Linked DNA regions of Homo sapiens: all the other regions are linked to region 2. The links are chromatin contacts, found by Hi-C or POLR2A ChIA-PET in ENCODE. All regions are on one chromosome and are shown on one strand. Each heading gives the region's core, a stretch centred on a gene start or an enhancer-like site at or near the end of the contact. The rest is flanking DNA. Distances are from core to core; before and after follow the strand shown.

Evidence for each region. A loop is a pair of places that touch in the nucleus more often than their neighbours do. ChIA-PET counts read pairs that join two places held with the same protein, here RNA polymerase II (POLR2A). Pooled maps may share reads with other maps.
Region 1: a pooled map shows a loop between it and region 2 (6-fold over the local background). The contact joins the enhancer-like site here to the promoter of FAM219A in region 2. A Hi-C loop is called at or near these places in 2 of 168 maps with a recorded cell type or tissue (ascending aorta and tibial artery) and 10 of 50 pooled maps.
Region 3: a loop to region 2 is called in a map of naive thymus-derived CD4-positive, alpha-beta T cell, with 23 times the contacts of the local background. The contact joins the promoter of ZCCHC7 here to the promoter of FAM219A in region 2. A Hi-C loop is called at or near these places in 2 of 168 maps with a recorded cell type or tissue (naive thymus-derived CD4-positive, alpha-beta T cell and vagina) and 6 of 50 pooled maps.
Region 4: a loop to region 2 is called in a map of naive thymus-derived CD4-positive, alpha-beta T cell, with 15 times the contacts of the local background. The contact joins the promoter of MELK here to the promoter of FAM219A in region 2. A Hi-C loop is called at or near these places in 1 of 168 maps with a recorded cell type or tissue (naive thymus-derived CD4-positive, alpha-beta T cell) and 7 of 50 pooled maps. POLR2A ChIA-PET finds 5 or more read pairs at or near these places in 1 of 52 experiments (AG04450).

The regions. Positions count from the first base shown.
Region 1 is chr9:36,465,248-36,472,577 of GRCh38, reverse strand. It overlaps a transcript of RNF38 not described here. Among named protein-coding and RNA genes, the nearest start is that of RNF38, 69 kb to the right of the region's middle. Within about 2 kb of position 1,462, at least 30 of the 41 ENCODE cell types and tissues checked have a DNase peak (open chromatin) inside an H3K27ac peak, as active enhancers do; they include ascending aorta, where a contact is called at or near this core.
Region 2 is chr9:34,454,137-34,460,925 of GRCh38, reverse strand. FAM219A (family with sequence similarity 219 member A) reads left to right here and starts at 2,356. Exons shown (of 6, transcript NM_001184940.2): 1 at 2,356-2,722. The coding sequence starts at 2,663. It overlaps DNAI1 (dynein axonemal intermediate chain 1), which reads right to left and starts at 2,121. Exons shown (of 20, transcript NM_012144.4): 1 at 1,873-2,121. The coding sequence starts at 1,920. RefSeq lists enhancers at 1,995-2,064, 2,161-2,455, 2,018-2,558, 3,690-4,190 and a silencer at 2,435-2,684.
Region 3 is chr9:37,114,771-37,121,973 of GRCh38, reverse strand. It overlaps ZCCHC7 (zinc finger CCHC-type containing 7), which reads right to left and starts at 1,400. Exons shown (of 9, transcript NM_032226.3): 1 at 1,351-1,400. LOC105376034 (a long non-coding RNA gene) reads left to right here and starts at 1,574. Exons shown (of 3, transcript NR_188580.1): 1 at 1,574-2,178. RefSeq lists an enhancer at 1,659-1,738.
Region 4 is chr9:36,570,627-36,577,894 of GRCh38, reverse strand. MELK (maternal embryonic leucine zipper kinase) reads right to left here and starts at 5,000. Exons shown (of 18, transcript NM_014791.4): 1 at 4,888-5,000. RefSeq lists a silencer at 4,919-5,198 and an enhancer at 5,782-6,281.

The sequences.
Region 1 (7,330 bases), core at 213-2,712, 2.0 Mb before region 2:
AAGCCAGATTATATGAACTTTTGGAATAAGGCCTGTTTTTTCTTTGAGTGCTGCTAACTGCTGGCCAGGGATGTCCAATCTTTTGTCTTCTCTGGGCCATGTTGAAAGAATTGTCTTGGACCACACATGAAATACACTTGAAGAAATTTATGAATTTGTGTTGGGCTGCATTGAAAGCCATCCTGGGCTATGGGTTAGAGAAGCTTGGTTTATGGATACCTAGGAAGGAAAAATGAATTCTCTGCCTTTCATAATTACTAAACTGTGGAATTCATAGGAGGAAGACATTGATTCTATACAGGCAGGATAAAAGCTGATTAATCCAGATAATTGAAGAGTTTCTACACACTCACTGTTCTTAGTTTTTAAAATAACCTTAGGTTTAGACCATATCTAGAGATTGATATGTTTGGTGGCTCTTAAGACATTGTTGACTGTCTTTGCTAATGGCAGGAATGTAAGTCAAGAACTCTTGTAATCGAATTATCTAATATTTTTATTAAAACTGCATATATAGTTGAAAACAAATTGTTATTTTAAAATTGTTTTTTTAAAATTGATATTTTAAAGCTTCAAGTAAAAGCTACCATTATTTGCTAAAAAAAAGAAACATTCCTCTTCCCCAAACAAATCCAAGAAGCAAAGCAAGAAGTGAAAAGATTTGACTTTTTAAAGTGAATTTGTAAATTGGATGCGGTGGCTCACCTGTAATCCCAGCTACTTGGGAGGCTGAGGTGGGAGGATGACTTGAGGCCAGATGTTTGAGACCATCCCAGGCAACATAGCAAGACTCCATTTCTAAAAAGAAGTAAAGTAAATTTATGTGCAACTCATAAATTCTGTGTTGAGATAAAAACTGAAGTTACAATTTGACTCTGGAATGTTTAGTTAGTACTATACATCTTTTGAGTCTAATTGACAGGGTGAGTTTTGTTTTGTTATTTTGAGATAAGAGTCACTATTTTGCCCAGGCTGGCCTGGAACTCCTGGGCTCAGGCGATCACTTCAGTCTCTGGAGTAGCTGGGATTACCGCTTCAGAAGTGATTTTGACAAGTTATTCTGGAACTGTGTTGGAGAAGTTTAAAAAAGGTTGGGGTGGGAGTCGAAATCAAACTAGTTTTACCATACCAGGATCTTTTTGTAGCACATTTGAGATGTAAACATGTTTCCTTTTGAAATTTGGTAGAATAGTTATATTATTTTTCCCAATGCTATGTGATTAAAAACACAAGGCTCAAATTTATTTTTAAGGCTTGATTAAAACCTCTTGTTTCTATGGAAGAAAAGTTATTAAATTGAAAGGGGGCTTTAGAAATTTTAATTCCAAGATTGCTTTAAGAAGAGAGAGGCAAGTCAAATTGGATATGGGCCTCACAGAATTGACCTTGCTACTTCCTGGGTCTGGGAAACTGAGGGGGCTATGTTGCATTGGGGCGGGGCGGAAGCCTGGTAGGAGCTAGAAGTGAAACTGGAAGTGCCTTAAAAAAGCACATCGTTGTGTTAGGCTGAGTCAAGCTGGAATGAGCAGTGAGACAGTACAATTCTTAGGCATAAATATGTACGTAGTTCACCTGTAGATTTGCTGGAAGAGCCGACATGTTTGCAGTACCACAGACCAGAGAAGTCTCAGTGGAGGAAAATGAGAGAGAAGCAAAGGGAGAGATGGAGTTAGGGGCCTTCGGGTTCAGATTTTGAAATAAAATCTATGAGTCTTTGAGGGAGGCAGCAGGAAGTTAAAGGTGGAATACTGGAAATAGTTTTCCTTCCTCCATGCTGTATGGAGATGGGGGCTGCTGCATGGAAGTGGGGGCTAGATGTTGGTGAAGGTGTCCTTGTTCGAGCAGAGAAGGTAAGGTATATCCCCTTGGTTGGTTTGTTTTAAGGTGACAGATTCCTGCTACAATATTAGCAATACAAACAAAGGTTAGACAATCTTGTTAATTTTATTATGCCTGGGGTTAAAATTGAAATTCCCTTATTTTAAAAGAAAAATAGCTTATAACATAACAGTGACATCTAAGCGGAATAAATTTCCATGGCAGTTTAATGGTAGTTGTGTGCTTTCTGTCACACACACAACATACTCTTGTCTAACTAGGGCATGCAGTGCTGTTTTTCCCACAGGATTGGTAAGTGATAGATTCATATTCAAAGAGAGAAAAACCACTGCTCTTTCAGTGGGCCTCCCCTACTTCCCATTCCCAGAAACCACTCAGACACTGTGTGGATGGGTGCGAAGCATTATGGATTGGGGCTTATGGTTTGTGGCCCTGAGGTAGACCAGGGGGATCTTGTTAAAATGCCGATTTCTGGCAAGGCATCAGGTGATGGTGAAGAAAGTTTTGAGTACCAGGAGGTAGAGTAGTGGTTCTTAGACTTTAAAAGCTGGACACCCCCACCAGTGCTTTTGATTCACCTCACTGGGTGGGGCCTGCAGATTTCATTTTAAACAGGTTCCTAGGTGATGCTAATGCACATGAAGGGCAGGGTGTGTTCTGAGAGCCACTGTGGTGGAGTAGAAACAACCGAGGAGAATCAAGCCCATCCATCTCATCCTGGCTTCTTGAGCATTATTTCCTTTTTCTTTGTTTTTGTTTTGAGACAGGGTTTCACTCTGTCACTCAGGCTAGAGTGCAGTGGCATGATCCTGGCTCACTGCAGTCTCGATCTCCCCAGGCTCCAGTGACCCTCCCTCCACAGCCTCCCAAGTAGCTGGGACTACAGGTGGGTGCCACTACTCCCGGCTAATTTTTTGTATTTTGTAGTAGAGACGGGTTTTCGCCATGTTGGCCAGGCTGGTCTCAAACTCCTGGGCTCAAGTGATCCACCTGCCTTGGCCTCCCAAAGTGCTGAGATTACAGGTGTGAGCCACCGCACCAGGCTTTGAACATTATATATATTTTTTATTTTTTATTGAGATGGAGTTTTGCTCTTGTTGCCCAGGCTGGAGTGCAATGGCGCCATCTTGGCTCACCACAACCTCCACCTCCCGGGTTCAAGCAATTCTCCTGCCTCAGCCTCCCGAGTAGCTGGGATTGCAGGCATATGCCACCACGCCTGGCTAATTTTTTGTATTTTTAGTAGAGATGGGGTTTCTCCATGTTGGTCAGGCTGGTCTCAAACTCCCGACCTCAGGTGATTCGCCCACCTCAGCCTCCCAAAGTGCTGGGATTATAGGTGTGAGCCACTGTGCCTGGCCCTTGAACATTATTTTCTAACTGAACTGAAAATAGTGGGGGAAAAAAAAGATTGAACAAAGTAGTAGAGTAATACCATTCATGTTAAATGAATAGCACTCCATAAAACACTTCTCTGTATTTTACTGTGATATGTCTCTCTCTCTATATAGAAAGGGCCAACAGTAAACCCCACCTAACTGATAACAAAGATGATTACTTCTGGAGAGAAGGATCCAGGATTATGGAGGGTGGGACTTCAGGTTTCTGTGTAAGGTTTTACTTTTTTGAGATGGACTCTTGCTCTGTCGCCCAGGCCAGAGTCCAGTGGTGCGATCTCAGCTCACTGCAAGCTCCGCCTCCTGGGTTCAAGCAATTCTTCTGCCTCAGCCTCCTGAGTAGCTGGGACTACAGGCACCTGCCACCATGCCCAGCTAATTTTTGTATTTTTAATAGAGACAGGGTTTCACCGTATTGGTCAGGCTGGTCTTGAACTCCTGACCTTGTGATCCACCCGCCTCAGCCTCCCAAAGTGTTGGGATTACAGGTGTGAACCACTGTGCCTGGCCTAATTTTTTTTTATTTTTTGAGACAGAGTTTTGCTCTTGTTGCTCAGGCTGGAGTGCAGTGGCATGATCTCGGCTCACTGCAACCTCTGCCTCCCAGGTTCAAGCAATTCTCATGCCTCGGCCTCCCGAGTAGCTGGGATTACAGGCACCCGCCACCACACCTGGCTAATTTTTGTATTTTTAATAGAGACGGGGTTTCCCTATGTTGGTCAGGCTGGTGTCAAACTCCTAACCTCAAGTGATCCACCTGCCTCGGCCTCCCAAAGTGCTGAGATTATAGGCGTGAGCCACCACGCCAGGCTCATGTATTTAATTTTATAAAAAGTTAAAAGAAATCTGGGCTGGATATCTTTTCTTTACCTCTCCAGATCCATCCTCTACTCTTTTCTACCTGGCTCTTTGCCCCAGATAAAGAACTCTTAGGCCCTCTGGATTGAAGGGCCAGAGAAGGAGGTCAGAATATTTATCCCTTCACCTCTCAGGGTAGCATGTATTATATACCTGGATTCTGCGTTCTGGTAATCTCTGTCTCCTATCTTCTTTGGCACTTCTAGAAGCAATACTTGTTCTGCCTTTTTTTTTTTTTTTTTAAGACAGAACATTGCTCTGCCCAGCAGGCTGGAGTACAGTGGTGCGATCATGGCCCACTGCAGCCTTGAGCTTCTGGGCCCAAGCAGTCTTCCCACCTCAGCCTCTTGAGTAGGGACAACAGGCGTGCGCCACCACAACTGGCTAGTTTCTAAACATTTTTTGTAGAGGTGGAATCTTGCTGTGTTTCCTAGACTAGTCTTGAACTCCTGAGCTCACTCAGTCTTCCCACCTTGGCATCCCAAAGTGCTGGGATTACAGGTGTGAGCCACTGTTGCTCAGCCTTGTTCTGCCTTTACTAGTCCTGATTTCTGTTCCATCCCCATGGTTTCTGTAGCCTCTATTCCCCTACTTTGTAATTATTTCTTTTATAAACAAACCCTTCTCAGATTATTCTGATTTGTATTTGCCATCTCTTTACTTTTGGGACCTGACTGATGGACCCTCCATTCTTATTCCTCTCCCCACTATAATCCCAGAGGTGGTAACAGGTACCATTTTGGTGTGTGTCCACAAATTACCTGTGTGAGAGGCGCAGGCATTTGTGTATAGAGATGATGCATGGAAGTGTACATTAATTGTTGAAAAAGCTATAGTGGGTTTTATTATTGCTGCTAATGGTGTTATTATTGGTAGTGATGTTATATCCCAAATGGCCTGACCCACCCAGTTAGTGACTCTTGAAGCAGAGAGCAGCAGAATCATAATCTGACCTCCTTATTGTCATATTGAGGAAACAGGCCCACAGAGGGCTAGGCTCTTCTCTCAGGCCCCATAGCTCAGAGCTGCAGCCTCCTTGCACTGGGCTGTTTTCTCTTGCTGCATAATTACTCTCCTTAATTAGTGATATTCAAAGTATTTTGAATATATACTCTGAAAATCTTGAAAAATTTTAAGTAGACATCTAATTTTTTTCATAATTTTAAATAGTTGGAAAAGATAATTTCACTATTACTGTTACCCATATATGTATGTGTGTGTATATGTGTGTGTGTGTGTATATATATATATTATATATATATATATGTAATAGCAATCAGATTAGTTGCAGTTGTTTTTTTTTTTGAGACGGAGTCTCGCTGTGTCGCCCAGGCTGCAGTGCAATTGTGTGATCTCGGCTCACTGCAACCTCCACCTCCTGGGTTCAAATGATTCTCCTGCCTCAGCCTCCTGAGTAGCAGGGATTACAGGCGCGTGCCACCACGCCTGGCTAATTTTTGTATTTTTAGTAGAGACGGGGTTTCGCCATGTTGACCAGGCTGGTCTCAAACTCCTAACCTTAGGTGAAACTGCCTGCCTCAGCCTCCCAAAGTGCTGTGATTACAGGTGTGAGCCACCGCAACTGGCTGTCTTTATGCCTTTTCAAATTTTTTTATAAGTAGACATTATTGTCTTCTGATTACAAAAATATACATGGCAAAATTTAAAATGTTATAGAAATGTATATTAGAGAAAATAAAAGTTCCTTTATTTGAATCCTGCAGAGGTCAGTGAGGATTGGATATGTGTATATTCATGTAGTGTTGTGTATAAATTTACAAAAAGTGGGACCATAGTATATATATTGTTCTGAAACTTGCTTTTTTCCCACTTTATAATAATGTTGGGTCTCTTTCCAAGTCAGTATTTATAAATTTATTTTTTGAAACATTTGTTTGACATACGAAATACGTATAGAAACATTCATATCTTGTAAGTTTGCAGCTCAATGAATCATCATAGTGTGAACCCACGTGTGTAACTACCAAGCAGGTCAAGAAATAAAATACTAAAACTACGCTTTATGAGCCTCCCATTGTGCCTGCTACCTCATTCTTAACAGCTTTATCGAAATATAAATTTACATATACAATTTACCCAAATAAAGTATACAATTAAGTGGGTTTTGGTGTATTCACAGTTGTGTAACCAGTACCACTATCTAATACCAGAGCATTTTCATCTCCCTGAAAAGAAATCCTCCACTCATTGGCAGTCACTCTCCATTTCCTCCCATCTCAGTCCTAGGCAACAGCTATCTACTTTCTGTCTCTGTAGATTAGCCTGTTCTGGACCTTTTATATAAATGGAATCATACAATTTGCACTTTTATGAACAGTACTGGCTTCTTCCACTTAGAATAGATAGTATTTTCAGGTTCATCTATGTTGTGACATGTATCAGCACTTTGTTACTTTTTTTTACTTTTTCACGAGACAGAGTCTCGCACTGTTGCCCAGGCTCAAGTGCAGTGGCCCGATCTCGGCTCACTGCAAGCTCCGCCTCCTGGGTTCACACCATTCTCCTGCCTCAGCCTCCTGAGTAGCTGGGACTACAGGTGCCTGCCACCATGCCCGGCTAATTTTTTTTGTATTTTTAGTAGAGACGGGGTTTCACCGTGTTAGCCAGGATGGTCCCGATCTCCTGACCTCGTGATCCACCCGCCTCGGCCTCCCAAAGTGCTGGGATTACAGGCGTGAGCCACCGCGCCCGGCCAGCACTTTGTTACTTTTTGTAGGTAAATATTAGTTGTATAGGTGTATCATACTTTACCCATTCATCAGTTAATGCACATATGGATTGCATCCTATTTTGGATGATTATGAATAATGCTGCTATGGGCCGGGTATAGTGGCTGATGCCTGTAATCTCAGCACTTTGGGACGCCAAGGCAGGCGGATCACCTGAGGTCAGGAGTTCGAGACCAGCCTGACCAACATGGAGAAACCCTGTCTCTATAAAAATATAAAATCAGCCAGGCGTGGTGGCGTATGCCTGTAATCCCAGTTAGTCGGGAGGCTAAGGCAGGAGAATCGCTTGAACCTGGGTAGTGGAAGTTGCAGTGAGCCGAGATTGTGCCATTGCACTCCAGCCTGGGCAACAAGAGCGAAACTCCATCTTGAAAGAAAAAAAAGAAAAAAAGAATGCTGCTATGAACACTTGTGTACAAGTTTTTACATGGACATATATTTTTATTTCTCTTGTGTAAACACGAACCCACCCCTATGTAGGAGTAG
Region 2 (6,789 bases), core at 1,107-3,606:
GAGCTTGCAGTGAGCCAAGATCACACCACTGCACTCCAGCCTGGGCGACAGAGCAAGACTCCGTCTCAAAAATAAAATAAAATAAAATAATAAAAAAAAATTAGCCAGGCATGGTGGTGCATGCCTGTAATCCCAGCTACTTGGGAGGCTGAGGCAGGTCCCTTGAATCGGGGAGGTGGAGGTTGCAGTGAACCTAGATTGCGCCACTGCACTCCACCCTGGGTGACAAGAGTGAAACTCCGTCTCAAAAATAAAAAATACAAAAATAAAAAATAAATAAAAGCAAACTGCCTGTAAATATAGGGTCAGGAGGCTCAAACACAGTACATGAACTTCAACGTAAAGCCCAACCCCAACATAAAATTAGGGCATGTTCATATGGGACTAGCAGCTTCCCCAAGGCTGCAGAGACCTAAGAAAGTCAGGTCCATCTGCTACAGAAGCCCAGGTAAAAGAGGCAGAGGAGCAAAGGCTAACATGGAGGTGGCCAGACCAAAATATGCAAAGTCATAAGTAGCATGGAGATTGGCTCTCTAAACCTCAATGTACCTAGACTTGAGTGGGGTAAATCTGGAATAAATATATAGAAGTCCTGCTTTCCAGAGCTAGAAACTACACATTAGCCTGAGTGGTAATTCATAAAGGGTTTGGAAAAAGTTCCTGAAGGACTGAGTTGCTTCACCACAGAAGACTCCTTGGGAAACTGGGACTGCCTTGCCTTCCGTGGTGATGCTGAGGAAGAAAGCAGAACTCTGTGCTCAGTGGGTTAAGTGGGGGATGACTCGGGTTTCCTGTGAGAAGGGATGACATCTGTCCAGGTGGTAATAAGAGCATAATGTTCACATAGCTGAATGAATCATAGGAGTGGACCAGGGGCTCGCAGGGAAGAGAGAGATATGAGGCTCTAGAAATAGTTGGGGCAGAGTGTTTGGGTTGTGCACTGTGGGGGTGAGGACAGGGATGAGAAAAGGGCCTCTCTCCTCTTCCTCTTTGCCTGCCCTTTCTCTCCTCATAAATCTCCCAGCACAGAAAATAAAATCACACTCCTGCACATAGCCTGTCCTGTATTCTGTTTAGTTCTCTTGCACACCCTCTGTGGGCTCCCAAACAGCAAGAGCTGTGTTCCCACCTAGCCTGGAGCTAGGCACACAGCAAAGGGTTGGATAAAGAATGCCTTTGAGGCTGGGCGCCGTGGCTCACGCCTGTAATCCCAGCACTTCGGAAGGTCAAGGTAGGAGGATCGCTTGAGCTCAGGAGTTAGAGACGGGCCTGGGCAACATGGGGAAACCCCGTCTCTACCAAAAACACAAAATTTAGCCGGGCGTGGTGGCCTATGCCTTTGGTTCCAGCTATTCGTCAGGCTGAAGTGGGAGAATCGCTTGCACCCAGGAGGCAGAGGTTACAGAGAGCTGAGATGGCGCCACTGCATTCTAGCCTGGGCTACAGGGCGAGCCTCTGTCTCAAAAAAAAAAAAAGAAAGAAAGAAAGAAAAAGAAAAAGAAAAATTCCTTTGGGACAAGAATGTGAGAACAAGGAGGAAGGGACTCGTGGGAATGGGGATGGGGAAGTTAAGGAGAATAGACTGGTCAGAATGAGTCCATGGGGTAAAGTGAAGTGAAGAGATGGGAATGGTGGATAAAAGGAGAGAGGTAAGAAACGGTGGATTGGGGTAGTATGGGAGAGGAGGCCGGGATTAGTGGGAAAGAGTAGGACAGAGTCAGAGGTCAGTGGGAGCACTTACCAGAGGTCACGGGGGTGAGAAGGCTGGGGTCAACAGAGAAAAGATCAAGGATCAGTAGGAGAGGTATGATTAGTGGTCACTGGCGACGACGAAGGTCAGAGGTCATCAGAAGGAAGGTGTGCGTACGTTACCTGCTTATGAGGCTGTTTATGGGGAGCCTTCGCAGAAGCAGGAATCATCTCAACCCCTGGAGAGCCTACAAAACGCTCCCTCGTCTGAAGACAAAAAGTTTGTCCGTCTCCTTGACCACACACAAGAAATCTGGACTCTCTTCCACTTCAGTTACCAGTCGCAACGGTTCTTTAGGGACAGCCGTCGTTGTGGGTCCCCGTGCCCTTGCAGGATAGAATCCAACTCCCTGACGCGGTTACCCAGCAACCGACCAGCAGCCAAGGCGCAGGCGCTTCGGCGCGCCCAGCCGGCCCGGAAAGGAGGCGGGGTTGGGCGCGCGGCGAGCGAGTCTCCACTAAGCCCCGCCCCCTCAGGAATCACAGCTGGGCGGCCGCGCGCATTCGGAACTCCCGCATGTGGGTGGGGCTGGGGTCCCCAGGCACCGCCTCCTCATGAATAATGCAAGATCCGGGCGGTGTCCCGGACCCGGAAGTGGAGTTGCCGAGTCACCGCAGTGGCTGAGCTGCTGACAGGAGGCGGCAGCGGAGTAGGAGGCGAGGCAAGACCTGCGGCTCGGCCCGGCCACAGCCGCGGTAGTGCTAGGCAAGCCCACGGAGTCACGCCGGCCTCAGCCAGTCTGCGAACCTCTCGCCCCCGCCCACCCCTGCATCCGCCCGGCCCCTGCCCGCCCGAGTGGTCCGGGGAGGCCTAGTCTGCACCACCCGCCGGGCTCCTGGGGCCGCCGCCCCGCGCGGTCCTGTCGGCGTCCGCGGCCGCGCCCGGCCCCTGGCCCGCTCGCCCGCCGGCACCATGATGGAGGAGATCGACCGGTTCCAGGTGCCCACCGCGCACTCGGAGATGCAGCCGCTGGTGAGGGGGCGGGCGGCGGGCAGGCCAAGGCCGGAGGGGGCGTCGCTTGAGGGGGAGGGAGGGAATCAGGCCGGGGGGATCGTGCGGAGGGGCGCCATCGGATGGGGCAAAGAGATCCCTGAAAACGTATTGCCGGGGGACGGGGACTTGCAGGACAAGAAAACCGTGGGAGAATATGCTGGATGAGAGCAAAGGGACCTGTAAGGGCGGAGGGCACCGTCGGTGGAAGCAGGGCACCGTCGGATGGAACGGAGGGGGCACAAAGGTGCACACCGCTAGTGGAGGCCCATAGCAGGGACTGGCGAGGGAACTGCCATGGGGCACCGCCGGCGGCAGGCCCAGGGGTCTGGGATGGGAGGTGGGGAGGCGTTTAGTCCTAGAGGCCTGTGATGCTTAGGGCGGGGGAGCCGTCAGGCTAAGAGAGATTGGGAATCAGCTTTTAGAAGAGGAGGGGCTTGCCCGCCTGTCCGCTGGATATACGGACAGGAACGCTGGGCCGGGGCGAGGGACCCAGTGGGGGAAGGTGGTTGGTGCAGAACCTGGGAATTCCGTTCTCCGGTGGGGAGCGCAGGCAGACCAGGCTGGGGGCATCTAAACCGGGAAGGAGAGTGCGCGGCGACCAGATGGGGAATCGGGGTGCAGATGAGAGTGCTCGGGAACCGACGGGAGAGGAAGTGGGGTCGCGCTGGAGCTGCCTGTGCGCACTGGTTGGGAAGAGCCCCCATCATCTTAGGCCTACGTGCCTGAAGTCCTTGCTGGGCGCGGATCCTGCCGCCTGTCCGCGGTCCCGGAGTCAGGGAGGAATGATGTCATCGCTGCTGGCGCGGAGGGAATGGAAGGGGGAGGGCAACTCGGGTGCACCGAGGCTAGGCCTAAGGGAGACCATGCTTGCTGGCCACCGCCCAGGGGGCTCCCTGACCTCGCTTGTCTGTCAGGCAACCGGGTGGGAGACGTGGAGGCCTAGCCAGCTCGTATAGTGAGGGGGGAAGAGAGGGAATGTCTAGGCTGTGTTCGCTTTATCCCCCTGGAGCCTGAGCTGGAATTGGAAGGAGGCAAGGTGGGCTACAAATCCGAAAGTGTGGATGCCCCATTTCTCTGAGCTGTGCTGGCTGGAGCAGAGCTGAGTTCTCCAAGTTCTGAAGTTCTGCTTCTGTGTTAGGCAGGGTGGCCAGAAACAGGTCTACCCTTGGGCCTATAACCCCCTGGCTGACAGATGTGCTTTGTAGCTTCCTGGGCGAGTAACCTACCCATTACAGCAGCCAAGATGGGCCTCGGCAGGGACCCATCACCACCTTTTTGTCACACCTTTTGAGGGATGGTAGAGAGAATCATTAGTGGCCACTTAGCAGGAGACAAAGGCTTTTTCCCCCTTTCATGACTGCTTAGACAGTTCTAAGAGCCAAAACAAAGAAGTTTTACAGAAGCATACAATATTAAACCGGAGAGAGGTGTTGCAGGACTTTTTCCTAGCCTCATGCCATCATTGGATTATTTGGGAGCCAGAAAATCCTGGAGAGAAGTCCATCCCATGAACTTAAAGAAGGACTTTGGGCTGGCTGAAGATAATTTTCCTTTCTGAGTTCTCTTTCTAGCTAACCTGGCTTGTCAAACGAGATTGCCCTTCCAGTTCTAAGCATCTAATCAAGAATCAAAATAGAGGGTGGATGAAGGAAGAGGAGGTTCAAGTGTGTCAGGAAAAGGAAGCAATGAGTTGTTTCTTGTCACCCATCTGGGGTTCTCAAAAAGGAAGGAAATAGCTGTTCAAGGAAAGGGGAGAAGAAATAGAGCCACCAGGCTCTCAGTTGTCCTTGGTGCTTCTGTTATTGCCTGAAATTCTGAATAGTGGTTTGGCTGGGTAGAGAACTCTTGAGCTGCTTCCGGTCTGTGTGGCCCTGGAGTTGGAGAAGCATCTGTGGCAAGGAGGCACTTAGAAAAGCTCTGACTGCCTTCAGACCCCTTTAACTGCTAAAGTCACCCTTGTGCAAGAGAATACTTTTTTTTCTTTTTTTTTGAGACAGGGTCCCTCTCTGTCACCCAGGCTAGAGTGCAGTGGCACGATCTTGGCCCAATGCAACCTCCACCTCCTGGATTCAAGCGATTCTCCTACCTCAGCCTCCCAAGTAGCTGGGATTATAGGCCCCTGCCACCACGCATGGCTAATTTTTGTATTTTTAGTAGAGACAGGGTTTCGCCATGTTGGCCAGGCTGGTCTTGAATGCCTGACCTCAAGTGGTCTGCCTGCCTCGGCCTCCCAAAATGCTAGGATTACAAGAGTGAGCTGCTATGCCCGGCCTGAGAATACTTTATTGAGTTTGAGTGAGAGCCTTATGGAAATAGCAATATAGTCATCCCTCATTTGAGGGTCATAGACATTGCCCCGCTTCCTGACCTCTGTCCCCAGGTTGTATTCCAGAGGCACCTCAAAACCCTTTAAATACCCTGTGTATTGTTGAGACCAGCAGAATCTTGTGTGATGTTTCTTCAGGAGTCTTCATTTTGGGGCATAAAGAATTAAGATAGTCCAGCCTGGGAAACACAGTGAGACTCCATCTCTACAAAAATATTTAAAATTAGCTCAGCATGGTGCTGCATGCCTGTAGTACCAGCTACTCAGGAGGCCGAGGCAGGAGGATTGCTTGAGCCCAGGAGGTTGAGGCTGCAGTGAGCCGTGTGCCTACCACTACATTCCAGCCTGGGCAACAGAGCAAGACTCTGTCTCCAAAAAAAAAAAAAAAAAATCAAGATAGCATATCATAGAGGTAAAGGGCAAAAAAGAGGGCAAAGTGGCTCTTTAAGGGTATTTGGATAGGCCATAAAAACCAGGGTCCCAGGCTCAGACTTAGCTATGACCTATTTCATTTTTTTGCCATTTATTGAGACCTCTAGGAAGTCTCTCCTCCTTCCTCGATTGTTTTTCCATTTATGAGATGAAGACAAACTATCTCTTTAAAGTTTAAACAATAGCTCCTCACTCTCCCTTCTAAAGAATACCACAGAGACCTGATATCATTGATTCAGCAATTGGTTTACCAAATAATTATTGAGCATCTGCTCTGTCCCAAATATTAAACTGAGTATTAGGGATAGAGTGGTTAGCAACACAGACACAGATGTGACCCTGCCCTTGAGCCCACAGTGTGTCAAAGTTTGTTTCTCTTGCTCACTCTCTTAGTGTGATCCTCCACTGAGGGCAGAGTAGGGGCTGACTCATTAAGCCTCAAGGGAGCCAGGCAACGCTGGTGTCATCATCATTGCCCCTTTCTGGACCAAGCTGTATGGATAGAGGCTTGTCACATGGGCGCCATCATCAAATAACTCTCCCCATCCCATAGTGATGGGAAGAATCCAGAGGCCATTGCCTACTTGGAAAGATAAACTCTAGGGGGAGCACATCTTTATTTTTTTAATTATTTAATTGAAAGAGAAACTCAGGCTTGAAAAGAAGGCCTGGGGGCGTGGCAGAACTGGGAGAGAAGGCAGCCAGCAGATCTGGGTGTTTCCAAGGTGCTAATTTAAGCATTAGATCTCAGCTAGTGGGAGGAAGAGGAGGAGATCCCTGCCCTGTTATTGCTGCTGCTGTTGTCACAGCTGCATGGAGCCTCCTGTCTCTGGTGGGAGTTTGCCTGAAAGGAGTGGCTTCCCTCCTTTCCCCATCACACCAATTATTTAATTGGCCTTGTTGCAACTCAGCAGCTGAACCAGGCCTGGTCTATCCCTGAGAGCTCCCCAGGGTCTCTTCCTGTCTCCTTTATTTTTTCTCTCTCTTTTGAGACGGAGTCTCGCTCTGTTGCCCAGGCTGGAGTGCGGTGGTGTGATCTTGGCTCACTGCAACCTCTGCCTCCAGGGTTCAAGTGATTCTCCTGTCTCAGCCTCCTGAATAGCTGGGACTACAGGCGCATGCCACCACGCCCAGCTAATTTTTGTATTTTTAGTAGAGACAGGCTTTCACCATGTTGGCCAGGATGGTATCAATCTCTCGACCTCATGATCTGCCCGCTTTGGCCTCCCAAAGTGCTGGGATTACAGGCGTGAGCCACCGCACTTGGCCTCCTGTCTTCTTATGAAAG
Region 3 (7,203 bases), core at 151-2,650, 2.7 Mb before region 2:
TGACAGGACAGTTGAAACACAATTGTCTAAAGGGTTAAAATGTCTGTCCATTTTTCAAATGCGATGGCCACTCTGAATCAAATCTGATTGGGATGGAGAATCCAAATGTGTAAAACAAAAGTCACAAAAGACAAACAGAGCACAGTATTTCAGTGGGGGAAAAAAAATAAGCTAAATTTAGTCACTTAAGTCCCAGCTCTTCTTGGGATATATATATGATTTTTACGAGAACTAATCCTATCCGGAAACATTTCCTTCACCTTTCCCTTAGCCCTTTTCCTTCGGTCATGCAGTCTCTTACCGTGCTAATTATCATATTAATATAATCCTCACTTGCGATCCTTCCTGACTTTATTCCCCATGCTCAGATTCTCCTGAAAGCATAACGCTTTCCTAAGTATACACACAATCCATTTAAAAGTCTTTGTATGCGACAGCCTAACTATTCAAACACGAAGTCATTTCTCTAACGGTCCTAGAAAAAATTTTAAAAAGAAAAAGAAAACCACAAAGTCAAGAGCTTCTGAGGGGACCTGAAAAGTCATCAAATTGAACGCTCTCGTTTTATAGTTGGAGAAAGGAGCTCAGAGAAACTTATTCACTGAGCTAAAAAGGCCCTACTAATGCAGCCCGTAATTCAACTGTGCAATCTGAAATAATCTTAAATTCAGCTTCAATAAGAGCTTTCTGGAATCGCCAGCGAATCCGTGGGGGAGCCACGGCTAGAACCCAGGCCTCCTGATTCCCAGCCACAGCTTTTCCACCGAACCAGCAGCTCTTCCCAAAAGTTGAAGGCAACTGTCCGCTCACAGGATGGGAGGGATAAAGGGCGCCTTAGTAAACACAGTCCAAGTCTACTCGTTTTACATGAGGAAAGGGTCACAGCTCCCGAAATTTTGGATTCTACTGCTGCAGCTGCTGCTTCTGACAGCAGAGGCGGGAGGTGGCCCAGGACTACTCGGTCCTCAAAGACTGGACTCTCTCTCGGCGCGCCGGGACCTCCGCGCTTCACTGACTGGCTTCCCTAGAAGACTGGGGGCCTTGCGGGGAAATAAAAAGGGCAGACACGCCACCCTCACCGAGGCCCTAGACGCCCAGCCGCTCTAGAATCACGGCATTAGCCCTTGGAAAGCCAGGGAGACGCGGACCCCCTAGACCCGCAGCCCGGCCGCGTGGGGCGGCGCGCAGGTGACGGACCAGGAGCTGCGCCCTGCCACGAGTGAGGGGCGGACGGGAGACGTCGAGGCCGGCGAGGGGGCACGCGCTAGTTCCACAGCCCGGCGGGCAAGAAGGAGGGTAGGCAGGGGTCCCGAGCCGCGGGCGGCGGGGGTCCGTCACACACATACTCACTGCCGCAGCTGCGAACAGGAAGCACCAACCGGGAACCAAAACGCGTAGAGGGACGGGGAGGGGCGAGGACAAATGAGGTAAGGAGGCCGCGTCCGCGCAGACCCGGGAGGGAAGGCACTTCCGGGGACAACACAGCTCTAGTCACCGCCTTTCCGTCCCCGCCCACCTGCCGCGCCTGATGTGCGCATGCGTAGTGGGTGCGAACCGTTCTCTGCCCCGCCCATAATTATTAGGTTTGCCTTCCTTGCTTTCCCCCTTCCCCTTCCCAACTTCTCTTGAAGCTACCTAGGCTGCATCTATTATTTGAATGACTCGTACGAAGGAGATGCTATTTACCGGGCAAAAGCCGGGGAGTTCGTGCCCTCTACCCCCGCGAGGAAAACTACAACCCCCATGAGGACACGGGCGAGGTTGAGGCCGGGCTCCGCCTCCTTCTCCCTGGCGCTCGGTGGACGCCTTCTCAGTGCCACGTGGCGCGGGAGCCTAGCTGATCGCGTGCATGACGAGGGCCAGCGTGGCTGGCTGCTTGGCCCGCAGACCTGGGCAGCGGGAAACGCGTACTTGAGAGCGCATGGCTTCAAGCTTCTCCCTTGCGCTCATGATCTTAGGCTGGTCGCTTTTTCTTTTAGGCGGAACACAGTTCACACTGGGCGCCTCCAACTCTCTGGAATTCTAGGCAACAGATTAACACTTTGTGAATCTCGAAGAGCTGCACTCCTGCTAAATATTGGAGTTAATGCTGATCCTTTGGAAGTCTCTGAAGGTTGCAAGATTGTGCTGGGAGCCTCTGGCTTCATTTGCCCTTCTCACACCTTATTTTAATACAAGGTAAACCCATCTGTAGAACTTTAGAAATAACTGTCGACCTAAAGGAAAAACTGAGGCAAAGTTAATATAAGTGGAGAATTTATTTGGGCCAAGTTTGATGAGGGCAACCTGGGATCATCAATTCAAGTTGCCCTTAATATGTGATCCGATAAGCAGCAGTTTCAACTGAGTTCTTTGTCTTGTGAAGCTCCAGGCTTAAAGGTATCGATCCTCCCACCTCTGTCTCCCAAAGCACTGGGATCACAGGCATGAGCCATTACACTTCTTGTAGCAGCTACGAGTGAATTTTTTTCTTTCTTTATGGTTTTTTTTTTTTTTTTTTTTTTTTTTTTCCTGAGACGGAGTTTCGCAGTTGTTGCCCAGGCTGGAGTGCAATGGCGCGGTCTCGGCTCACTGCAACCTCCGCCTCCCAGATTCAAGCCATCCTCCTGCCTCAGCCTCCGAAGTAGCTGGGATTACAGGCGCCTGCCACCACGCCCAGCTAATTTTTGTATTTTTAGTAGAGTCGGGGTTTCACCATGTTGGCCAGGCTGGTCTCGAACTCCTGGCCTCGACCTGCCAAAGTGCTGGGATTAGAGGCGTGAGCCACCGCGCCCGGCCACGAGTGAATTTTTAAAGGAAAAAAGAAGAGGCTTTTGCTAAACTACATACCAAGAATTGACACTAAAATAACATAAGCTATCCATTGGCTACACATTGTTCTTTCTATCACAAATTTTAGGAACACGAAGATAAAGGGTGATGCAGGTACTGGGAAGAAAAGAACAAAATGCCTTTAAACAATTGCCACACACCCCTACCCCCCACCCCCACCCCCACCACCACCTACATGGGATGGTGCTAACTGAAGTACCATACTCAAGTCCCTCTGGGCCTGATAAAGTTTGAATGCCTGCCTGGCTAATGGGGTAGCTCTCACCTGTTTGGGAGCCCGAAGTGGGAGGATAGCTTAAGGCCGAGAATTCGAAACCAGCCGGGGTAATATAGCAAGACGCTGTCTCTACAAAAAAATTTAAAAATTTAAAAATTAACTGGGCGACTGGGCGCAGTGGCTCACGCCTGTAATCCCAGCACTTTGGGAGGCCGAGGCGGGCGGATCACCTGAGGTCAGGAGTTGGAGACCAGCCTGACCAACATGGCGAAACCCCGTCTCTAGTAAAAATACAAAATTAGCCGGGCGTGATGGCGCATGCCTGTAATCCTAGCCACTCCTGAGGTTAAGGCAGGAGAATCGCTTTAACCCGGCAGGCGGAGGTTGCAGTGAGCCGAGATTGCGCCATTGCACTCCACCCTGGGCAGCAAGAGAGAAACTCCGTGTCAAAAAAATAATAATAATAACAGGGCGTGGTGGCCCACACCTGGAGTCCCAGCTGTTCCTGGCTGAGGTTTGAACTGCGGAGGTCTAGGCTGCAGTGAGCCGAGATCGCACCATTGCACTCCAGAATGAGACCGTCTGAACAAAAATGTTTAAAGCTCAAGCAAGGTGCCTCATGGCTGTAATCCCAGCACTTTGGGAGGTTGAGGCAGGTGGATCGCTTGAGCTCAGGAGTTGGAGACCAGCCTGGGCAACATAAGAAGACCCCATCTATATTTAAAATAAGATCCTTTTCTTAATTAAAAAATTATATAAAAATAAATTTAAAAAAACAAATCTTTTTATAAAAATAAAAATAAATAAGAAATTTTAAATAGTAAAAATTAGCCAGGCGTGGTGGCACACAACTGTATTCCTAGCTACTAAGGAGGCCAAGGTGAGAAGATTGCTTGAGCCTGAGAGTTCAAGGTCATAGTGAGCTGTGATCACACCACTGCACTCCAGCCTGGATGAGAGACCCCATATCTTTAATTTTTAAAAAAATTATTTTTGCATACCTTTAACGTAACTTAGACTGCTCTGAACTATTTTTCTCCTCTCATAATGACACACTGCCAATTCATTGGCCTATTTCAATTCTCCTCAAGACAAGTGTGAGTTTGATTGTTTTCACCAACGTTTATTGAACATCTATCTGTTAAAAGACGGTGTTAGAAAGTGCAGAAAAGCTGTAAATTTTTAAGTCACTGATCTCATAGAGATAGGCATCTAGCTAGGAAAACAGTTATAGTCTAGGAGTTTGGCCAGAAAAGAATTAGAACATTTAATTAACATTATGGGGTAAGTGCTGGGAAGGAGAAGGACAAGGTACTATGAAAAGGTAAAATTGGAGAACCACTTTCCAGAAAAGAAAACAGGCATAGAAGCACATCACAGATGACTAGATTGTTTGTTTTGGTAATATGTATTGTGTAAAACAAATGTCACCTTTTTAAAAATTTAAAAATATATTGCCAGGATTACTCCTGTCCATCTATTATAATATTTTAAATTTCGACAACACTTTGTGGATTTTTTTTTTTTTTTTGAGAAAGGGTCTTGCTCTGTCACCCAGGCTGGAGTGCAGTGGTGTAATCACAGCTCACTGAAACCTATCTCCCAAATGATGCTCCCGCATTAACCTCCCAAGTAGCTGGGACTAAAGGCACACACCACCATGCTGAGTTAATTATTTTTTTAATTTTTAAAACTTTTTTGTAGAGATAGGGTCTCCCCGTATTGCCCAGGCTGGTCTCCAGCTTCTGGGCTCCAGGCCTCAAGTGATCCCCCCACCTCAGCCTCCCAAAGTCCTAGGATTACAGGCATGAGACACTCAGCCCCACCAATACTTTCAAGTTGATGTTTTAAGTTCCAATTTCACACACACAAAAAAAGAAAAGAGGCGTAGAAAGGCTAAGTAAAACTTATAGAAGGCCACAAGTATAGGAAATAATAGTTATGTGCTTCATAATGACATTCCACTCAAAACCAGACTGCATATATGATGATTATTTTATCATATTTTTACTGTACCTCTTCCATGTTTAGATGCACAAATACTTATTGTGTTATAGTCACCTACAGTATTCAGTACAGTAACATGTAGCAGTTTGTAATCTGGGAGCAATAGGCTACATCATGTGGCCTAGGTGTTTACTTGACTATACCATCTAGGTTTGTGTAAATATGCTCGATGAAGTTTGCACAATGAAAAAATCACCTAACAATGCACTTCTCAAAACTTATCCCCATCATTAAATGACACGACTGTACTCCTAATTACCATGTCCCATCTTCCCACTGTCACACATGCATTCAACAAAGATTTACTGCTTTCCCATGCTCAGAATGCTTCAGCCTACCCCTTTAGTTTATGTCTTCAAACCTAGAGTCCTTTGGATGGCATAAAAGGCACTTCATGAGCTGACATCTGCCTACTGTTGACGCTGAATCCTGGGCAGTTGCCAGAACACACCATGCCCTCCCACACCTGTGCCTTTGCAGAGAACACTCCACTGCCTGTAAAGCCCTTCTCCCTGTCCTTCTAACATATACCCACTCACCCTACTCTGCTGAAGTTTTGGGTCTTCAGGGAAACTTTCCACCTTAGCCTCTCTCCACATACACAGCATTTCTCTTTCTAATTGAAGCTGTCTCTACTCCCCATTTCTCCTTTTTATTTTATTTTATTTTTTTTTTGACGCAGGGTCTCACTCTGTCACTCAGGCTGGAGTGCAGTGGTGTAAACACAGCTCACTGGAGCCTCAACCTCCTGGGCTCAAGAGATCCTCCCACCTGAGCCTCCCAAGAAGCTGGGACTACAGGCGTGCATCACCACACTGCACCTGGCTAATTTAAAACTATATACATTTTGTAGAGATGGGATCTCGCCATGTTGACCAGGCTGGTCTTGAACTGTCTCAAGCAGTCCTCCCGCCTCAGTGTGAACCACAGTGCTCAGCCCCTACTTCTTGAAATCATGGGTGACAGCATGCACAAATATCCTGAAGTCTTTCTTACAGAGTATCTTCTAAAGAGACCAACGTTTATTTTATTTATTTATTTATTTATTTATTTATTTATTTATTTGAGATGGAGTCTCACTCTATCACCCAGGCTGGAGAGCAGTGGCGCGATCTCGGCTCACTGCAAACTCCTCCGCCTCCCGGGTTCACGCCATTCTCCTGCCTCAGCCTCCTGAGTAGCTAGGACTACAGGCACCCGCCACAACGCCCAGCTTATTTTTTTGTATTTTTAGTAGAGACAGGGTTTCACTGTGTTAGCCAGGATGGTCTCGATCTCCTGACCTCGTGATCCACCCGCCTCTGCCTCCCAAAGTGCTGGCATTACGGGCGTGAGCCACCACGCCCTGCCTAGACCAACATTTATTTGAGAAGGGAAGCACCTGTTCTTCCCACGAAAGTGGCAGTAGGACATCAACAGTGCACAGCTGAATTGGGATGAGGGGCCAAGACAAAGCAGAAATCTGCTGCAGAGAGCAGGAAAGATAAAGGATATTCTGCAGCAGGATCTGGGCAAGTGGCACTCATCCATATCCTTTGCATTGCAAAGAGAGGAGCTACTTCCTTCCTTTTTATTTTCCAGTTTATTGGTGGCTCTTAGAACCTCTGAGAACTAACTGATTTTGACCTCTTAACAGTTGCCTTTCAACTACCATTCATCCACTGCAAGCCTACTGTGTAACAGGCCCTTTTTAGCCATTTCAGATATTATTGTCTCTTGCCCAGCTTCAAGTGACTCTCTTAGGGAGGGATTAGCCTCACCTCACTAGTATGGAAATGGAGACTTGGAGTAATCAAGTGACTTGCTCTGAATTACACAGCTGGGAAGTGGTGAAGCTGGAATTCAACTCAAGTTATGTCTAGATCTAAAACTCATGCTCTTTTCTATGCTCAAAGCTGCATTTCAAAATTGAACTTTAGCATGGAGTCTATGATGACTGGCTCATGTCTCTCCACCCAGCACCTAGCCCAAGGCCAAGCACAGAGAAGGCTCACAGTGGACACTTTTGGAATGAGTAGATTTTGTATGGAATGGTTGGTAAATGAAGGCCTGGGCATGGTGTGAACAGTGTTATGGGACAGCAGAGGAGGGGGTGGTGGCTGATTAGGGGACATGGGGAAGCCTCTGCAGAGGAACAGAATTGAGTG
Region 4 (7,268 bases), core at 3,751-6,250, 2.1 Mb before region 2:
GATCACCTGAGGTCGGGAGTTCAAGACCAGCCTGACCAACATGGAGAAACCCCGTCTCTACTAAAAATATAAAAAATTAGCCAGGCGTGGTGGCCCATGCCTGTAATCCCAGCTACTAGGGAGGCTGAGGCAGGAGAATCACTTGAACCCGGGAAGCAGAGGTTGCGGTGAGCCGAGATCATGCCACTGCACTCCAGCCTGGGTAACAAGCGAAGCTGTGTCTCAAAAAAATAAATAAAAATTAAAAATTAAAATCTAGTCGAGGCCAGGTGCAGTGGCTCACGCCTGTAATCCCAGCACTTTGGCAGGCTGAGGTGGGTGGATCACTTGAGGCCAGGAGTCACATGCCACCACTCCTGGCTAGTTTGTTTGTTTGTTTGAGATGGAGTCTTGCTCTGGTGCCCAGGCTGCAGTGCAGTAGTGCGATCTCAGCTCACTGCAACCTGCGCCTCCCAGGTTCAAGCTATTTTCCTGCCTCAGCCTCCCAAGTAGCTGGGACTACAGGCGAACAACAACACCATACCCGGCTAATTTTTGTATTTTTAGTAGGGATGGGGTTTCGCCATGTTGGCCAGGCTGGTCTCAGACTCCTGACCTCAGGTGATCCACCCTCCTTGGCCTCCCAAAGTGCTGGGATTACAGGCGTGAGCCATCGCCCTGGCCAAGCAAGCCTGTTTAAGCCTCAAACTGATGAGTGGCAGGTGCCACGTAAACTACCTTCAAATTCTCTGTTCTTCACCCTGCCCTTATCCAGAACTGAGTGACTAGCATGTTACTAAGCCTTAATAATGGCCATGAATTTGGAAGACCTAGAGTGTGAGTTCAACCTCAGAAGTGTGGTGAGCTTATAAAGGAAGACAGAGCTTAATAAGAGAAGGCCCTTCATACAATGATGAGTAGTCTTCTTAAAATTGAGGTGGAAAAAATTCTGAATGAACTTATCAAAACCCCAAAAGCCACAAAGGACATTTTAAAAATATCATTTTTCTATGCCTGAAACACTGATTCCATGAATCATTTTACTTGGAGAGAAAAAGAAAATTATTATCAGCAAGTAAAAAACGGCTGGGCACAATGGCTCCCGCCTGTAATCCTAGCACTTTGGTAGGCCAAGGCAGGTGGATCACCTGAGGTCAGGAGTTCGAGACCAGCCTGACCAACATGCAGAAACCCCGTCTCTACTAAAAATACAAAAATTAGCCGGGCGTGGTGATGCACACCTGTAATCCCAGCTGCTAGGGAGGCTGAGGAAGGAGAATCGCTTGAACCCAGGAGGTGGAGGTTGCAGTGACCCGCGATCACGCCACTGCACTCTGGCCTGCACGACAGGAGTGAGACTCCAGCTCAAAAACAAACAAAAAAAATTTGGTCAATGAATAGAAAACTAGAGCAGAAGCTTTAGAAGGAAAAATATCGACACTCAAGAAAAAAATTAAATCAGCTTTAAAAAACAAGGTTCAGTCTTCAACATCAAAGCAGAAATAGCACACAAAAAGATAACATGCAAAACGACATTCTGATAAAATAAACAATATTAAGCCATTTCCTAGGAAGAGATCACACTGGACCCAACTTAATAAGTAGGTTGAACATTTAACCTAACGAAATCTGCATGAACACAGTAGGCAAACATTAGAAGAAGCAAGGTCAGGTCCCAGTACTGAGGGAAAACTGTTGATAGAAAATGAAACATTCTGCTTCCACTGGAGTAGAAAAAGTTACTCAAGGCAAGGAGATATCACAGAGGACAAATTTATTCTCACTGGGCACCTGAAGGCACAGGATTAAATACTTTAAACAGCAACACTAATTCAGAAATATTTTAAAGGGCATTTGTCAGTGGGGCAAATGTGGGGATAAACTGGAACCTCATCCTAAAAACAAACAGGAACCATAGGACTAAGAAATTCCAAAAGGCAATAAAAACAGTAAAAGTATAGAGGTCAACCTAAGGCTCAGAAATCTTTGGAATCCTGATACAGAAGAAAAAAGAGAGCAGGAGAATGGAAATGGAGGAACACTGGACTATAAATCTGAATGCACATGTTTACATTCCATGCAAAGGACTGGGCTATTTCAAATTGTCACTCAGAAAGAGAAAGCAATTTGTAAGATGCTGGAATTCACTTCCCAGATTAGGGATTTAAGAGTGTCATAATTAACTTAATAGACTTCTCCCAAAAGAGTTATAAACATCCCAGTCATGGCCTCTGGAAAACTAGCAGAGATGGGCAAGTTGTTTATTTAACAACTAAGGTAAGACTGAAGCCATGCACTTTTTTTTTTCTTTCTTTCTTCCATTTTCTCTATCTACCCGCTTCTCTCAAATTACATCATGTCTTTGGATGAGTAATACCAATGTGGGCCTAGATTATAGCTACTGAATCAAGGGAATATCGTTGTTGCTGCAATGTGAGAAAACTGGTGCTTACATTACAAACTCCTACACTAATAGCAGATTATACTTGATTTGTAAATCTTTGTGAATGTGGAGCTGGTTCTAAATATTCTCATGTGCCCTGTTTATCCTCTAGAGTTTGTTAATATAGAATACAGAAAAGCCTTGAGAACAGAGTAACCCAACTTTGTAGCTGCTGAAGGAGGTATATTATCAGTCAACGCGGAAGACAGCCTCTCAACTGTGAATAATGAAGAAGGAAATTAGACCCCAATCAGACACCTGAGTGCCCTTCTGGGCTTGACTAAATAAATAGAAGAATTGGGGGTATATATAATTGGGTTTTGTTTTTGTTTTTGTTTTTGAGACGGAGTCTTGCTCTCTTGCCCAGGCTGGAGTGCAGTGGCGTAATCTCGGCTCACTGCAACCTCCGCCCTCTGAGTTCAAGCAATTCTGCCTCAGCCTCCCAAGTAGCTGGGATTACAGGTGTGCGCCACCACGCCCGGCTAATTTTTTGTATTTTTAGTAAAGATGGGGTTTCACCATCTTGGCCAGGCTGGTCTTGAACTCCTGACCTCACAATCCATCTGCCTCGGCCTCCCAAAGTGCTGGGATTACAGGCGTGAGCCACCGCGCCCGGCCTATAATTGGGGTCTTTAACTTCTCAGAAGAGCAAGGAATTGGGATAATGAGAAGACGTTTATGGTTAAATTTTAAAGGATAGCAACAAATTGGGGGCATTTTTTAACAATATTATTTGGGCTATTCTATTACTTGCCGCATAAATACATTTACCTTATCTACAGAGCTTGGAAAGACACTGATGCTGAGGATAATTTCAAACAGGAAGTAGAATACAGAATGGTTTTTTGGGTTTTGTCTGTTTATTTGCTTGAGACAGGGTCTCGTTCTGTCACCTAGGCTGGAGTGCAGTAGCTAGATCTCGGCTCACCGCAACCTCCGCCTCCTGGGTTCCAGAGATGCTCGTGCCTCAGCCTCCCCAGTTGCTGGGATTACAGGCATGCGCCACCATGCCCGGTTAATTTTTTTTTTTTTTTTTTTTTTTGTATTTTTAGTAGAGACGGGGTTTCGCCATGTTGGCCAGGCTGGTCTAGAACTCCTGGCCTCAAGTGATCCGCCCACCTCGGCCTCCCCAAGTGCTGGGATTACAAGCGTGAGCCACCACGCCGGGCTCAGAATGGTTTATAATGTGGCCTGTAACACATTTAATTAGCATCCTGCCCTGCTCCCTTGCAAAGGCTTCTGGGAGCACCAACAATGAGGCACTCATTGGGATTGATCTGCCCATCTAGTTGGTCCACAGTAGTTACACAGAAAGGACAGACCCTTGGGAGAAACAAGCCCACGAAGGCCCAGTAAGGGCTTTTCTGATTTTTCTGATTTTCTAGCCAGACTCCATGGGAAACAGAAACCAAAATTTAAACCAAAGTTAGGAACACTGGCCTCTAAACAACAATCCAGGCTCCTGATACTCACCTCATTCCACTAACAAAGGAGAAATACCAAAGGTAATTACCCGTCCTAAGTGCTAGGGACCTGATTCCTCTCTTGGGCAGCCTTCCCTGAGTCTACCCTTTCCAGCTCCCACAACCCTACACCAGGTTTCTTGGTGGGAGCAATCCTGCTGCTCCTATTACTGATACAGCATTCGGTGAAAATTCCCCTTTTAGGCCGGGCGTGGTGGCTCACGCCTGTAATCCCAGCACTCTGGGAGGCCAAGGCGGGCGGATCACCTGAGGACACGAGCTGGAGACCAGCCTGGCCAACGTGGTGAAACCCCGTCTCTACTAAAAATACAAAAAATGAGCCGGGCGTGGTGGCGGATGTCTGTAAGCTCAGCTACTCGGGAGGCTGAGGCAGAAGAATCGCTTGAACTTGGGAGGCGGAGGTTGCGGTGAGCCGAGATCGCGCCATTGCACTCCAGCCTGGGCAACAAGAGCGAAACTCCGTCTTGAAGAAAAAGAAAAAAAATTCCCCTTTTAGTGTGAGCCTCTGAAGCCACTACTCTGGGGAGATGATAGGAGAGGATGGATTTGGACTCTGAAAAGGTAGTGATAACACATCTCCTTTTTTATTGCACTGCCCCAGTAAACTGAGTTGTACAAACAGAAAAAACTCGAAACCCTTCTGTCAACTTTTTTCGCGGGGAAGAGTCACGGAAACTGGAAACGGGAAATGGGAATTCACGTCTATCGCAGCCTCCTAGGTGGCAAACGCTTAGCCTGAACACCTCTTCAATAACCCTGTTAAGTAGACACGGTCATTATCCCCACTTACGGAGAAGAAAACCGCGGGTCGGAAAGGTCAAATATCTTATCCAGGGAACAGGGCTGGTAAAGCGCGGGGCTCCGATGAAATCCTCCAGTCTCCCGAGAGCCAGGAGCAAACTGGGTTTGGGCCGCTGCGCCCCGCACAGCCCAGACCCCAGCCATCAACTGCGACTGCGGCGGGCAGGCGGGAGAACTGACCTGAGGGGCGGAGGGCACGGCTGAGCGGCGCCCGACAGAAGGACAGGGGCCTGCTGTCCTGAGAGACGCGGCTGGTACGGCGTTCCTAAGAATCTTTTCGATCGCCGGGTTGTGGCCGCTTCCGCCCGCCAAGGGAATCAAATCTCCCGGGCCGGAAGGGGCGGGGACGCGGCGGGGGCGCGCGCGGCGCCGGATCCCAGGGAAGCGGACGCGCACGGCAGGCGGGGGCGCGCACAGTGCCGGGGGGTTCTCACCGGGGCAACGGCTCGCGGTCGCTGTGGAGCCGTGAAAGGGATGGCCGGGAGGTCCACTGGGCTGCGAGGGGTGACTTGAGGCCTTGGTCTTGCCCCGGAGGGCACGTGATGATTTTCCAGGTGGCGTGGATATGCCAAGTCTCCACAGAACCCAACTTTCTTACGTTCTCTTCCTAAAATTGACGTGCCCTCTGGCAGTCACAGTTCTCATTTTCGTCCTCCCTTGCCCACTGGCCGTTCTCCCACCCAGCAAAGACAGGAATACCTCCCCCTCTCCAAAATGTGTTGCCACGAGGAATAAGAACCCCAGTAGCTGAGACTACAGGCACGCGCCACCACGCCTGGCTAAATTATTTGTGGGTAGAGACGGGATCTCGCTATGTTGGCCAGGCTGGTCTCGAACTCCTGGGCTCAAGCGATCCTCCCGCCTCAGCCTCCCAAAGTGCTGGGATTACAGGCGTGAGCCACTGTATCCGGCCCAGAAAATCTTTAGACAAATTAAACTTTACAGAGTTGAATTGACCAAAGAATGAGTCCAAAATCCAGTAATCCCTGGAACCAAAATAGGTTCAGAGTGATTCGGGCTGCCATATGTTCAAATAACATTTATGGACAGAAAAAGGAAAATGACTTACAGAAATTGCAGTCAAGTATGGAAACAGCTGGATTGGTTGCAACTCAACCTCTGACTATTTTGAGCACTGTTTAAACAGTTGGCCACCTGTGATTGGCCAAAACTCCGCTGCTGTGATTGACTGAGACTCGCTACTTGTTACAAGGTTACAGTCTCTTTACACATTTACAATTGTAGTTGTCTACAATTCACTATGTATGGAGAAACTGTTAGGCCAGGTGCAAAGGCTCACATCTATAATCCCAGCACTTTGGTGGGGGGGCGGGGGCAGATCATTTGGGGTCAGGAGTTCGAGACCAGCCTGACCAACATGATGAAACCCTGTCTCTACTAAAAATACAAAAAATTAGCCGGGCTTGGTGGCGCGAGCCTATAATCCCAGCTACTCAGGAGGTAGAGGCAGGAGAATCTCTTGATTCTCTCTGCTGGGAGGCAGAGGTTGCAGTGAGTAGAGATCGTGCCACTGCACTCCAGGCTGGGCAACAGAGCAAGACTCCGTCTCAAAAAAAGAGAAAGAGAGAAAGAGAGAGAGAAAAGAAAGAAAGGAAGAGAAGGGGAAGGGAAGGGGAAGGGAGGGGAAGGGAGGGGAAGGGAAGGGAAGGGAAAGGAAAGGAAGGGAGAGAAAGGGAGAGAGAGAAAGAAATAAATTGTTAGTCTGAACTTAAAATGCATAAGGAGGCAGCTTTATGCTAAACTTAATTTAACATGGTCATCTGAATCTTCAGCAAATCATAATCTTTTTGCTGGTGGAGGGTCTTGCCTCCATGCTGCTGATTGATCAGGGTGGTGGTTGCTAAACGTTGGGATGGCTGTGGCAATTTCCTAAAATAAAACAACAATGCTGCATCGATGGACACTTCCTTTCATGAAAGATTTCTCTGTAGCATGTGATGCTGTGTGATACCATTTCATCCACAGCAGGACTTCCTTCAAAGTTAGTTCTCTGAAATCTTGCCACTGCCTTATCAACAAAGTTTATGGAATATTCTAAATCTTTTGTTGTTATTTCAGCAATGATCACAGCATCTTCACCAAGAGGAGCTTCCATCTCAAGAAAGCACTCTCTCTTTGCTCATCCGTAAGAAGAAACTCCCCATCTATTCAAGTTGGATCATGAGATTGCAGCAGTTCAGTCACATATTCAGGCTTCACTTCCAATTCTAGTTCTCTTGCTGTTTCCACCAAATCTGCAGTTACTTCCACGAGTGAAGTCTTGAACCCCTCAAAGTCATCCATGAGGGTTGGAATTAATTTCTTCCCAACTCCTGTTAATGTTGATATGGTGACCTCTTCCCATTAATCATAAATGTTCTTTTTTTTTTTTTTGGAGATGGAGTCTCACTCTGTCACCCAGGCTGGAGTGCAGTGGCGTGGTCTCGGCTCACTGCAAGCTCCGCCTCCTGGGTTCACGCCATTCTCCTGCCTCAGCCTCCTGAGTAGCTGGGACTACAGGCGCCCACCACCATGCCCGGCTAATTTTTTTGTATTTTTAG